2 separate regions of the Homo sapiens genome follow, and region 1 is linked to region 2. The links are chromatin contacts, found by Hi-C or POLR2A ChIA-PET in ENCODE. All regions are on one chromosome and are shown on one strand. The core of a region is the stretch at or near the end of the contact, and the rest is flanking DNA. Distances in the headings are between cores, read along the strand shown. Region 1 has its middle 210 kb from the start of CHIC2. Region 2 has its middle 180 kb from the start of LNX1-AS2.

Evidence for each region. Hi-C counts contacts between places; a loop is a spot of excess contacts on that map. ChIA-PET counts read pairs that join two places held with the same protein, here RNA polymerase II (POLR2A). Pooled maps may share reads with other maps.
Region 1: a loop to region 2 is called in a map of prostate gland, with 2.1 times the contacts of the local background. The contact joins two enhancer-like sites. A Hi-C loop is called at or near these places in 3 of 168 maps with a recorded cell type or tissue (IMR-90, endothelial cell of umbilical vein and prostate gland) and 1 of 50 pooled maps. POLR2A ChIA-PET finds 5 or more read pairs at or near these places in 1 of 52 experiments (AG04450).

What each region holds. Positions count from the first base shown.
Region 1 is chr4:53,853,967-53,857,418 of GRCh38, forward strand. No RefSeq gene overlaps it. Among named protein-coding and RNA genes, the nearest start is that of CHIC2, 210 kb to the right of the region's middle. Within about 2 kb of position 1,610, at least 10 of the 41 ENCODE cell types and tissues checked have a DNase peak (open chromatin) inside an H3K27ac peak, as active enhancers do; they include IMR-90, where a contact is called at or near this core.
Region 2 is chr4:53,775,433-53,778,872 of GRCh38, forward strand. No RefSeq gene overlaps it. Among named protein-coding and RNA genes, the nearest start is that of LNX1-AS2, 180 kb to the left of the region's middle. Within about 2 kb of position 1,984, at least 2 of the 41 ENCODE cell types and tissues checked have a DNase peak (open chromatin) inside an H3K27ac peak, as active enhancers do; they include IMR-90, where a contact is called at or near this core.

The DNA of each region.
Region 1 (3,452 bases), core at 360-2,859, 78 kb after region 2:
GGTTCCACATCTGTAGATTCAACCAACCTCAATTGGAAAATATTCAGAAAAAAAAACAATGAAAAATAGCCATCCAACAATAAAATAATACACATATTAAAAATACAATTCACATAGCATTTACACTATATTAGGTATTATAAGTGATCTAGAGATGATTTAACATTTATGGGAGGATGTGCATAGGTTATATGTAAACACTTCGCCATTTTACATAAGGGACATGAGCATTATGGATTTTGGTATCCTCAGAGGTCCTGGAACCAATCTCCTGGTGTTTGTTTGTTAAATATCTGCAGTTTGTTGCACATCATTTATGCCTCAATAAAGCTGTTTTTTTCAAAAAAGTGTGAGTATGCCAGTGAGTATGAGTATGTGCACTGTGCCCATTTATGTGGTCACATTCCAAAATCAGATGTATGATTTAGGTTATTTATCACTTTGCAGTACTTACTCCTCATTTTCACCTTGTTTGCACTGATAATTTAGATTGAGTTAGATATCTGGAGAGAATATCTGTAAGAAAATAGAACAAAATTAGTGTTATAGCAGAAGGTGAAAGCAACGCCATCGCAGCACACCAGCCATGAGGATCCATAAGTTCTGCAGCTGTCCTGCTGAAACTGCCACCACCACCAAACTGCCCACTGTGTGAATTTGGTCTGGTTTCCTGACATGTATTTACCTCCTCTTCCTGCACCCCCAATCCCTGCAAAAATAGGACCGATTAAGATCAAGATATATTTTGGCTTGTTCAATAACTTCTATTTATCTTGAAATAAAGTTCAGCCTTTCTAAATGTTCCGCAAATCTCTGCAAGATCTGACCCCTGCCTTCACTCTTTTCCTGCTTCATGTGTTAGAATCTAGGCGTTTGTTATTTTCTCCCAGTTCCTACAATACACCATGCTTTCTGCAATTCCCTCTGCTTGAAGGTCTGTAGCTCATTCCCTTCCCTCACCAAATTCTCCCTGGCCCCCACCACAGCCTTGTGCCTAGCTGATTGCCCCTCATCTTTTATGTCATTGTCTAGACATCATTTCTTCCAAGAAGCCTTTCCTGACCCTTCCACAGAACTGGGTTGGCTGACCCTTCCCTGGCCTCCCTTAGCAACTACACTACCCATTTCATTGCATTCCCAGCCCTCCACTATAACTGAGTCTGCTTATTGACCTGTATTCGCCACGGGACTATAAACTCCACAGGGGCAGAAACTCACTCTGCATTATTTGCCATTATACCCCCAGGGCCTAGCCCAGAACCTCTAACGCAGCAGCTGTACAATAAACACATGTTGAATGAATGAATCAGTCAGTAAGTGGATCAATCTTACCCTTGTTGCAACATATAATAGTATGATTCTATCATCAGAGTCCCAAACCTCAGATTCTCATTTCCCAATTTTTTAGATGAATGGTATAATACAGTCCAACTACACAGTCTTTCTGAAGTTATCTTCCTCAAACACATAGGTGTGTGTAGCTGGGAGGGCTCCCTGTAATTGACAAAAACAAAGTATAGCCTCATGTTTCCTGCCTGCCTGTGTTGAGTCAACCAGCTAGGGCTATGCTTTACTTTACCATAGATTTTATATCTAAATCATACTTCATCAGACGTTATATCTAAATCATCAGATTCAAAACAATTTAACTGGACCTACACTCAGTCTTGCCAGAAAATCTGCTTCCCGTTTTCATGACAAGTCATGCATGCTCTGGGGCTTTCAGAATCTTGCTTCTATTTTTTTAGTCTCATTGCATAATAAAACACAGATACACATAGTCACACACAAGCTCAACGACACAAATACACATAGTCACACACAAGCTCAACGAGACCCATGTTTTTCACTGTTCTTTTACAAACTGAAATGCAATCTTATCCAGCTGCCAAATGCATATTCTAATAAGATGACAAGAAATTATTTCCCTAATTCAATAATGAATCAGTCTGTGTCAGACAGGACTGTTCACCACAACTCCCTTCCTGGTTGGAAAGCAAAGCTTGTAAGCTGGATGGTTTCAGAGAAACAAATTGCTCCTGGCTGCAAAATGCGATGACTGTGTAGTTGACCAAGAAAAACACAAAAACACCCCTAGGAGATGAATTACTTGAAATTAGGAAGGCTGCATTCCTAGAGCCAGATAGCAGAACTATTTCGCCCCCATAAGACATGATGCTGGAGTTAGTCAGGCATTTCCAGGATTCATGCTTTGTGGGGAAACATGTTGACCCCATTGCAGAAAAGTGTTCTGAGAGGGACACGTTGTAAGCATAACCACTGCATACTGAAGGTTTTGAATAGTATTAAGGGAAGGCTTTCTCCAAAAACTCTGCCACCACTTCAATGACTGGAATTATGGAAAGTTTTATGGCAGTGGGAGATGGCTCAGGAATAGGATTGTAAAAGGACTCTCCACCCAAAACTGTAGATTGGCCACTGACCATATGCTTTACCCTTTCAGTTCTCTGGGTTGTCCAAAACCCAGGAAGATAATCTTCCTTTGTTACTGTACTGCAGGTTGCTCAGCTCTCAAAGCTCATTCTTCGCTCTTTGTATTACTATAGGTACGTACCATCAGTTAGAAGGTGTCAAAGAATGTAGGGAATGACTTGTAGGGAGGGCTGGCATATGAATTAGAGTAATAGTAGATGCTAAAACAGGTAAACTCCAAAGTCCCTGTGGCTTAACACAGTGAAAAATGTTAGAGGCTAACCAGCTGGAGATGGGAGCATAGCAGGAGGCCATATCCAGAGACCCAGACTGATGGGGGCTCTGCCTTCAATATATGGCTTCCAAAGTCACCCTGGGCATGGACATCCAGTCAGCCTATGGATGAACATGGAACATGGAAGACTGTATGTGAGCTTTCTATGGACCTGGACTGGAAGTGGTGTAACCCACTTTTACCCACAAAACTCAAGCACTTGGCTCCACACAGCTGCAAGGAAAGCTAGGCAAGTGGTCTGGCTTTGGGTCCAGGAGGTAGAGGAAACAGGTTTTTGGTGAACATATACCATTCTTGGCCACTGTTCAACACTTTAGTCACCAAATATCTATTTCACATGTTCTCCCACATCAACAACAAACTTTCCCCTTCCCCAAGAGAGATAACCCAAAGTCCCACCCAATCACTTCAAAGGACAGCACCTTGAAGGGGTACTAACTCCTTTCTGTCTATCATATCCAGATGCAGCTCCTTGTGATCCAGTCACCTTTGAACTAAATATCACATACACACACACACACACACACACACACACACACACACACACACACTATACAGTGGGAAACAGAATAACCACAATGAATACTCCCATTCACAGATAGGAAGGATGGCGAATACTCAGCAGTCACTGGGATATAAGCAATGACAGAATCTTGGTGGGCAAGTATTAGAAAAACTTCTACTCTGACGCTAGGAGAGCTTTCTTGATTAGACCCTGGTTCTG
Region 2 (3,440 bases), core at 734-3,233:
TTGCACATATAGAGCACGAAGTATATTGCAAATGAATAAGACTGGCCATTATAAAGTGGAAAATGTAATTGCTTTACAACTCCTGACCCCATTCCTGGGCCCTTACCATGGAGAGAGAGAAAAAAGATCTTGTGGTAGACCACAACCTTGCAGATGATTCCCTTCCCAGCGAATGTAATCCAGTGTTACTCCTGAATGTCCAGTCTCTACAAGTGCCCAATTGGTCTGTTCCTGTCTACAAATAGTTCCAACATTTTATCTAAGTAAATTAGCAAAACTCATGTACTTCTGATGGAAAGAAAAGACAATTTCTCACCATTTCGACGATATTTGACTCTTCTCTTTTCTTGCTTCATATTTCCTATTCCAATCCATAGAACCTTGTTTGAAATTTTAGCCTTAAAATTGACTAATAAATACTGCCTAAATCACAGGCCACAAAAACTGGTGACAAGTTAAGCATATGATAACAATTAAGATGGTACCCAAGCTAATCTTTAACATTTTAAAGTTTCTTTAAGAGTGAATTCACAGCTGTCTCCTGCATACACCTTTGTCTTAAATAATTTCTGGTAGAATTTTATCACTTTGTCATCTTTCTGATGTCAAATTACTCTTAAATCTCTTTTCCCAGAAACAGAATCTGGCTTTAAGTTCTTAGAGTCGGAAAGTAGGCCAAATAATTGGATAAAGCAAGACCCTGGGCCACTTTGCAAAGTTTTGCCTGAGCCAACATTATTTCCTTATGGAGCTTTTAAAACTTAAACACCTATATATTAGTAACAATGCTAGGCAGTAGACGGGACTCTTGGACTAGAAAGCGAAATGTTGGATATAGGCTTTTGTTTTGTTTTGTTTTGTTTTGTTTAAACAGCTTTATTGTGGTGTACCTGGCATATAATCAACTGTACACATTGAAAGGGTCAACTTTGCTAAGTTTTTATGGATTACATATACCTGTGAAATCACCACCACAATAAACAAAAAGAACACACAAATCACCCTCTAGAGGTTCTTTATGGCATTGTGATTTCTCTTTTCTCTACTCCTAAAATGTTATCAACTCTTTCCAAGTTAAAAAAAAAAAAAAACAAACAAACACTATTTCTTTATAATGAGAAGCAAAGATTTTAATACGTATTTGGGAAAGCTAGCGAGAATCTTAGAGTGGGGTGATAACTCTTTCACAAAACTGACTTCTAGATCTGGGAGAGGAATGATTATTCACCCCATTTTGTCAAGTGTCTGCTTTCCTAGCTGAAGCTCTGCCAACTATGAAAAGATGTTTGGGGCCAGGCATGGTGGCTCACACCTATAATCCCAACACTTTGGGAGGCCGAGGCAGGCAGATTACCTGAGGTCAGGAGTTCAAGACCAGCTTGGCCAACATGATGAAACTCTGTCTCTACTAAAAAATACAAAAATTAGCTGGGTGTGGTGGTGAGTGCCTGTAATTCCAGCTACTCGGGAGGCTAAGGCAGGAGAATTGCCTGAACCTGGGAGGCGGAGATTGCAGTGAGCCGAGATCGTGCCGTTGCACTCCAGCCTGGGCAGCAAGTGAGACTCCATCTCAAAAAAAAAAAAAAAAGAAGAAAGAAAAAAGAAAGAAAAAGAAAGAAGAAAGGACGTTTGGGGGGATGAATGACCTTGAAGCATTTCTGAACACTCCATAAACTAGGCTCATCCCACCTGATGGGTCTTTTTGAGGTCATATTATAAACAAATATGGGGGGTCATATTATAAACAAATATTTAAGAAGCAAAGTACATTGACTCTCGGTGACCTTTTTGGAGTCACAGAAAGTCACCAATGAGGTGGAGGGCTGTGAAGACAAAGTCCCCTGACTTCTGAAGCAGAATTTAACAAGATTTAACAGTCCCAGATAAAGGTCAAGACATGTACTTAGAAACTAAAAGAACAAAAAGATGATAAGACCAAAGGAAGCGTTCATCCTTTTCTGAGTCACTGCAGCTTCTGAGCTGGAGCCTCCTGTGAAGGACTGAAGAATTATGAAATGTTTTGGCTCAGAAGGAGGAAGGAGTGTTCACCAGATTGTCTTGCAATGTGCAAGGCAGGAAATTATCCATCAGGTGGGAGAGTATAACACTGCAATTCCATTCACATCAGACTCCATTAGAAAAACGAGGGGTCTAGGTGGAAAAATGAAACAAAACAAGATGAAATAAAATGAAATTGAATGAGATGAACTGAGGTTGGAGTGAGGGTTTCAGGAAGCTAGAAGCATTTGAAAATATGTCAATTCCATTTACTCCTGGACCTTAGAAATATTGGTTTTCTATTATTCCATCCCAGAGCTCTGATTCACATCTCTTAAATTCCTTGGAAGTCTAAGAGTGAGCTTAAGAGGATGGGGAAAGAGAGCACCCATTGATCAGGGGGCAGGACATAATATGTAATTTTCAAAATAAGTTCAATATGACTGAATCGAAATAAAATGCAGCTTTGTCAGTCAGACATGAAAGGACTTGAATCAGCACCAAGTGTCTTTCCCCGAAAAGCATAGAGATACCAAAAGGGAATCTTATAAAGAAGTTTTAAAATTCAGAAGGAGATTGGAAGTGGCAGTCTTAAAACATACACAAGATAGGGTCTGTAGACAAACTGGGCTTATTGAACTCTTTTTGTCTTCTCTTTTATTTTTCCTCTTTTTTCATAAAAGCTGATAAATATCTGTGTGCAAAGACAGTGGGGAATTCAAGAAACATTTTCTATCTAAAATAAACAGAAATCTTGCCTACTGCATGTGAAAAGCCTTTTTTCCTTAACATTGATATAGTGAGCCAGCCTTAGTTCAGCCTCAGAATTATTTGTCTAGGCATAAAGATGAAAAGCCTCCTTTTTGAGCAAGCTTGCTTATCACTGCTCAGAGACTCTCTCAAACTCAGGAGGAGCCAAGCACAGATCCCCGTCATTAAATCAGAATCCTCTCTGTGCAGAGCAAATGGATGTTTCAGTTCTGTCTTCCTGAGGGATTTGTAGAAGCATCCCAGAAAGGAGCAGAAGTACTATTCCTTTTCCCAGAAGAGGGAGAGAGAGATGCTAGAGAAAAGCCTCCATTAACCTAGGCAGTTTAACATTCCTTTTCTTTCTTTTTTATCGTTATATTTCCCATTTAAGTTCATTTGTGATAAACTAGAAACTACAAATGGGCAAAAAAGAAAATCACTGTTAACATTTCTTGAATATTCCTCAAAGCCTTTATATATAAAACCAAATGGGAGATTACACTAACCTCTTATTTATATTTTAAATTTTCTCACTTAATGATGCATGCAATGAAAGTGTCATAATATATTTAACTAATTCTCAATTGGACAGCTTGGTTATTTCCAGTATTTTCTTTTCTTTCTTTCTTTTTTTTTTTCTTGAGACAGAGTCTCATTCTGTCACCCAGGCTGGAGTGCAGTGGTGCGATCTT